2 separate regions of the Homo sapiens genome follow, and region 1 is linked to region 2. A link is a contact called in ENCODE Hi-C data. All regions are on one chromosome and are shown on one strand. The core of a region is the stretch at or near the end of the contact, and the rest is flanking DNA. Distances in the headings are between cores, read along the strand shown.

The links. A loop is a pair of places that touch in the nucleus more often than their neighbours do. Pooled maps may share reads with other maps.
Region 1: a loop to region 2 is called in a map of dorsolateral prefrontal cortex, with 2.6 times the contacts of the local background. The contact joins two enhancer-like sites. A Hi-C loop is called at or near these places in 6 of 168 maps with a recorded cell type or tissue (HAP-1, dorsolateral prefrontal cortex, heart left ventricle and 3 more) and 9 of 50 pooled maps.

What each region holds. Positions count from the first base shown.
Region 1 is chr15:25,692,534-25,695,928 of GRCh38, reverse strand. ATP10A (ATPase phospholipid transporting 10A (putative)) reads left to right here. Exons shown (of 21, transcript NM_024490.4): 14 at 783-1,110. Among named protein-coding and RNA genes, the nearest start is that of LINC02250, 120 kb to the right of the region's middle. RefSeq lists an enhancer at 249-749. Within about 2 kb of position 1,873, at least 2 of the 41 ENCODE cell types and tissues checked have a DNase peak (open chromatin) inside an H3K27ac peak, as active enhancers do.
Region 2 is chr15:25,541,989-25,545,123 of GRCh38, reverse strand. All of the region lies in intron 1 of LINC02250 (long intergenic non-protein coding RNA 2250), which reads left to right. Among named protein-coding and RNA genes, the nearest start is that of LINC02250, 35 kb to the left of the region's middle. RefSeq lists an enhancer at 1-628. Within about 2 kb of position 1,788, at least 6 of the 41 ENCODE cell types and tissues checked have a DNase peak (open chromatin) inside an H3K27ac peak, as active enhancers do.

The sequences.
Region 1 (3,395 bases), core at 624-3,123, 150 kb before region 2:
TCCTGGCAGAATTGGAGAACTTAGGGAGGATACTGAAAATTGCATTTCTTTAGGGGCTAATCATAACAAAGCCTTTTGCAGAGCTTTGTGTCCTGCAGTTAGTCCTTGGGGGGTTAGGTAAGGGCCTCTGAGAACTATCAAGAAGTACATGGAGGGCCTTCAGTCTAACTATCCAGCAATTTCACAATAATACAGTATGGCCTCCCAAAGTGAAGATGGTCCATTCCAACCTCTGCACTGTATCATGGGTGATCAAGTAAGATCTTAGAGAAACCTAGACCAGTTCAGTCTCTTTTTTTTGAGACAGAGTCTCGCTCTGTCGCCTAGGCTGGAGTGCAGTGGCATGATCTTGGCTCACTGCAAGCTCCGCCTCCCAGGTTCATGCCATTCTCCTGCCTCAGCCTCCCGAGTAGCTGGGACTACAGGCACCCACCACCACGCCTGGCTAATTTTTTTGTATTTTTAGTAGAGACGGGGTTTCACCGTGTTAGCCAGGATGGTCTTGATCTCCTGACCTCGTGATCCACCCGCCTCGGCCTCCCAAAGTGCTGGGATTACAGGAGTGAGCCACCCACGGTGCCTGGCCACCAATTCAGTCTCTTCTCTGGGGAAAGTCATCCTCTCCGGCTGAACTTCACAGTTTCTGGAGGGTGGCCTCTGGGCAGGCGGGTACTGCAGCCTGGAGCCCGGAAGGATGTCAGCTCCAGAGGTGTTGAGCCAGGGCGGGGATGTTTGTGGCATGACTCTGAGGGAACTGCGCTGTCCTCTCATGTCCCTTTCAGGAGGCGTGTGCAGCCCTGCTAGACCAGTGCCTATGCTACGTGCAGTCCAGAGGCCTCCAGAGAGCCCCTGAGAAGACCAAGGGCAAAGTGAGCATGAGGTTCTCCTCTCTCTGCCCACCCTCCACGTCCACTGCCTCTGGCCGCAGACCCAGCCTCGTGATCGATGGGAGAAGCCTGGCCTACGCTCTCGAGAAAAACCTGGAGGACAAATTCCTCTTCCTTGCCAAGCAGTGCCGCTCCGTCCTCTGCTGTCGGTCGACGCCTCTGCAGAAGAGCATGGTGGTGAAGCTGGTGCGGAGCAAGCTCAAGGCCATGACCCTGGCCATAGGCAAGTATCCCAGCTGGCCAGACGGCCTCCTCCCAGCTGGACCCAAACTTCCTCTACCCTTCCATGCTACACCACGAGATGGGAAAACACTTCCTCACCTTTCTTTCTGTGTGTAAAATCACACCCAGTGTGATAGAGCAGGCAACATGTTCCGAAGGTAAAGTTTACATTGGAAAGCCACAAAAGAGAGTAGCAGAGTTACAGGTTCATGCTGCAAGGTCAGTAATCCGGTGCTGCTTTACGGCAACAAGATGGAGCTTACCCTGTTTCTCAGGAGACAGCACACAAGAGACCTGCCTGTCCCAGTCTGTCCTGGCCACAGCAGAGGGCACTACACACTCAGCCTTAGCCCAGGCCAACTTAGAAGGTCCTTTGCAGCTGCTTCTGGTCACCATGAGCCTCCGGGTGTCCAAGGCTTTGTAACGCCCTAAGGGCCCAGAGGCTTGGTGACCAGAATTCCCACTGCCTCCTGTCAGCTGTGCTGATGGTTCTGGGACAGGCTTCTGAGTAAATAAGTCCATCATCAGATACGCATCACTGCTCAGTTTTACACCAGTTATTTAAGGACTGTGTTTCTCATGGTGGTTTTTCCTGGCAGACACTGTTGGCCTGGAGAGCCCTGTCTGCTCCTCTCCAGGGAGGGGATGGTGGCCACTCGCCTCCTTCCAGGACATCCTCTCTGCCCACTTCTAGTGCAGGCAGAGTCTCTAGCACAGGTTCAGGGGCTCAGCAGCACCACCTCCTGGTGAGGGCCAGGAAGGAAGCAGTGGCCGTGACCCCCACATGCCAACAATTGGGCCTCCCTGTAAATAGAATCTACTCCTAGGTGAGAACTGGATCAGAAATCAAGTACCCTCGCCAATCAATCAGCCAGTGTTGGCAGTATTTTCTGCAAAAGGTCTGTGACAGCCCCTGCTTGTTGACATGGAGATTGCTGCCTGTTCACAGTGGGCACCTCACCTGGCCAGAGGAGACCGCTGTTGAGCCTGGGTTACAGTGGCAGTGAGGAGAGCGAGCACTGGCCTGAACACGGTCGTCATGGGGACCCTGCCCTACACACCCTGAGGCCAGTAACCGCTAAGGAGAGTGGGCACAGGGCACGTGTTCAGGAGGCCCGGGGAACCTAACAGCCATGGCCTGTCCTGAGGCCATCTTTGCCTTCATGTGCCTGGGGTGGCCCTCAGGTTTCCCTGAGGAGCTGGAAACGGTCTTCAGGCTGACCTGCACCACCCCTGTCCCAGCCTCCTCCTCTGAGCGTCAGCGTCCTTCCCTGGGAGCACGAGGACAACGTCAGCCCTGAAAGGCCACAGTACACAGTAAGACGTGAATGATGTTTCCCTGGCCTGGCCAGTGCCTGCCTCAGCCGCGTAGCCACTGGTGTCTGGTATTCCTGAAGAAGTGGAAGGAAATCCTTGGCAGATTAAAAAGAAAAGGAAACACAGAATGGAATCTCAAAAGAAAACGGGAAAGTAATGACCCATAAGAACATCAGCACATGGCTGGGCACGTGGTTCACACCAGTCATCTCAACAGTTTGGGAGGCCAAGGCAGGAAGATCACTTGAGCCCGGGAGTTTGAGACCAGCCTGGGCAACATAGTGAGTCCCCATCTCTACAAAAAATAAAAAAAATTAGCTGTGTGTGGTGGCACACACCTGCAGTCTCAGCTACTTGAGAGGCTGAGGTGGGAGGCTCACCTGAGCCCAGGAGGTCAAGGCTGCAGTGAACCGTGATCACACCACTACACTCCAGCCTAGGCAATAGAGTGAGAGACCCTGTCTCAAAAAAAGAAAAAAAAAACTGCTGGGGCAACATGGTGGGCGAAACCCCATCTGTACTAAAAATGCAAAACCTGGCTGGGTGTGGTGGCATGTACCTGTAGTCCTACCTACTCAGGAGGCTGAAGTGGGAGGATCACTTGAGCCCAGGAGGTTGAGGCTGCAGTGAGCCATGATCATGCCACTGCACTCCCACCTAGCCTGGGTGACAGAGTGAGACCCTGTCTCAAAAGAAAAAGAAAGAAAGAAAGAATGCGTTAAAGCATCAATGTGACCTACTCCTAGTGCCCAGTGGTTTATAATGTAGAGAGCATCGTTGCATACCATATCTCATGTTTTACCGTATCTCATTTTAAATGGGACATTCTGGGGAAAGCTGTACAGATTTTTATTGCTTCAGAGAATTCCAATTTGATATATATTAACTGATCAGTTAATATTGGTCTCAACATTATAAAGAACAGGAAAATCACAGGGAAGAGACATCCTGTAGTCACACTACAAGTCA
Region 2 (3,135 bases), core at 539-3,038:
AACTGGACTTACCAGGTAGAGTCAACCATCCACAAACTTTTGTTAATCACCTGCTTGAGATCAGGCAAGCACTGTAATAAGCTCTTAGGAGATGGAACTCATAAATGCTTATAGAATCTTAAGATGTTCATGTTACCAAAGAGCATGCACGTTAAAAAACAGTTTTAATTCTGTTTTGCACCGTCTGACACCTGGACGTTATAGCTGAATGGGATTTATTATGACAGAATTCCTCAGCAGAATCCAGTAGTCCTATGGATCCTAAACTAAAATGTGTAACCCCATAGAGGCTCTGTGTTGATTTTGCAAGGAATTCCATTAATTTGACAGTGTACTATATCGCATACCCCTTGGTAAAGCCAGTGTAGGTACCTGACCTGGTTATAATATTTATTGTTTAAATTGTTTACTTAGCTAAGTAAATTGTTTAAGTTACTTTTCTGAAGGAATAACAGGACTATCCAAGACCAGGCTTACTTTAGACCGTATCTTAACATTTCTTTTAAAAGATGGATAAAGGCTATTCCATCTGAGCAAAGACTTGTGGAGAGTCTTTGGTTTATCTCGTTATAAAAAGTCATTCAAGAATTCTATGTGGATTTCTTTTCTTTTTTCTTTAAGATTTTTTTTTCATCTATAGAGACAGGGTCTTGCTTTCTTGCCCAGGCTGCTCTCAAATTCCTGGGCTCAAGCGATCCTCCCACCTTGTCCTCCCAAAGTGCTGTGATTACGGGCACGAGCCACCGGACCCGGCCTCTATGTATATTTCCGAAGGTGGTCTCAGGTCACCTGTGACAGCATATAATTCAACTGGAATGCCATCTAGATTTTATCTATCCTAATGTAATTGAAAATGTTTTGGCTTAGAACAGTGTCTTGTTACTTACGGTAATGACCAAATCCTTTGGCATTTGCTTAAATCATTTAGTGACTGTGTGTGTCAATGTTATGCTCCACACCTGTTGCTCATCTTTATACAAAAGAGATGAGGATTAATTGGACAGCTCTGGGAGAAAGGCCATAAAAGCAGCCTTTAACCCTTGAGGACAGAGTGGCATCTTCATTTCTGTAGGCACCCAATCAATATTTGGTGAGGGAATGAATTGGCAAACATATGGGCCACAATCACAACTATGATTTGCTGCCATGATCCTTCCAGTAGCCTGTCTTCATGGTGCTGTCTGGGGTTAGCCATCTTTTTGTCCTGTCCCCAGGCACCAAACACAGGCTGATTTCATTAGCTGTAGCTGCCTATTCTCAGATTCCACATTTCCTTTAAGGCCCATGAATGACAGCAGAAGTTCTAAGGCACAAAAACAAAAAAAAAAAGAGAAAGGGAAAATGAAAAGAATAAAAACTCAAAGAAGGACCATGAGGAAGGAGAAAGAGGAAAAGAACAGCAGAGACAGGGAAAAACAGGGTGACTGAACTAAAGAGACTGGTAGGAATAAAGGGGAAGACAGGACAGACACTGCTTGGAGGATGAGAAGTTGGAATTTTCCCAGGGGGTGGAAGGATGTAAAAGTCAGGGAAGAGACTCAGGAGAAACCACAGATGACCAGGGCATTGGGAGCAGCCCACTAACTCCTGAGCAGTTGAGGGTCCCTGGCTAGCTCTGCGTTTCAGCCCTCACAATAGAGTGGACAAATGTGTCCTCTTTGCCTTAGATGCCACTTACAGTCTGACCCAAATGAAAGAGAGAAGAGGAATGAGACTCTTTCCTCTTGAGTTCTGTTTTACCAAACCTTGGCTCACAGCCCAGATCTTGGAAATAGGCCATCTCTGATCAAGCAGTGCAGCCTGCAGATGAAGAACAGATCTGGGCTTGGCTCAACTAAAAGGGCACAAAACAAAGGCAGTAGAAACCTGCAAAAAACAAAAACAAATCCCAGACCCCAAACTGCCCAAACCATTTCTTTCAAGTAGTTCAGAGCCCTGCCCCCTGAGGATAAATTCAGAAAGAAGCTCCGTGGCTCCTATTTCAACTCAGGAGCCACTGGCCTGCCTAAAGTTTGCCCAATTAGTGGTGAAAGTAGAAAAGGACATTAGGGGTCCTCAATTCTAAGCTGTGTTAAACTTTTTCTTTAATCTTTTTGCCTTCATTTTAAAAAAATTAATACACTCCGTCACAAACTCATGATTGGTTTAAAATCACCACTATCACTTACCCACTTCATGCAAAAGCTTGGAGCATTTTGAGAGATCATCCTAAGTGTCTGTCACCACCAGGCAAAGACCTCATGGAACATGCAATCTAAATTATTCAAGTGCTCGGTAAAGATGATGCAGACACTGTGCTGAAAATCCCATGTGGGCAGACAGGCTCCAACTCTGCATCTTCACACTGCTTCTCCATGGAGGAGGGGAGATTCATTCTTTGAATTAGTTGCCGCTGAGTGGGTCAGAGCTATCATGAGACCAAATTCTTGATTAAAGGATGAAAAAGGGGAGAAAAAGACATGCTGAGTGAATGACCAGCATAAAGAAATTTTATGCCTTATGAAGATTTGACCCTCTGAGGTAGATTTAGATGCTCAAGTAATTGATCAACATTTGGTTTGTGACTTTATACTGGTGTTTTTATGCCTTATATTGTCAATTTTTTATCCAATGTAAGTGTCAAATATATGCTTTTCTTGCCCTACTATTACGCAATTCAAGTCAACTCAGCAAATGTTTATTGACTCTCTCTTCCCTGTCCAAACTCTGTTGTGCTGAATTTTTTTTTTTTTTTTTTTTTTTTTTTTTGGCGACTGTTTCACTCTTGTTGCCCAGGCTGGAGTGTGGTGGCACAATCTTGGCTCACTGCAAACTCCGCCTCCCAGGTTCAAGTGATTCTCCTGCCTCAGCCTCCCAAGTAGCTGGGATTACAAGCCCCTGCCATCACACCTGGCTAATTTTTTATTTTAGGAGAGACAGGTTTCACCATGTTGGCCAGGCTTGTGTCGAACTCCTGACCTCAGGTGATCCACCCGCCTCGGCCTCCCAAAGTGCTGGGATTACAGGCGTGAGCCACTGTGCCCGGCCTGTTGTGCTGATTTTTGTGGGGAATTAGAGATGAATATAAGAGGTTCTCTGCTTTCAGGGTATCGGAATGGCTTTTTCTCTTTTCTACTGCAAATTTCTAATGGATCA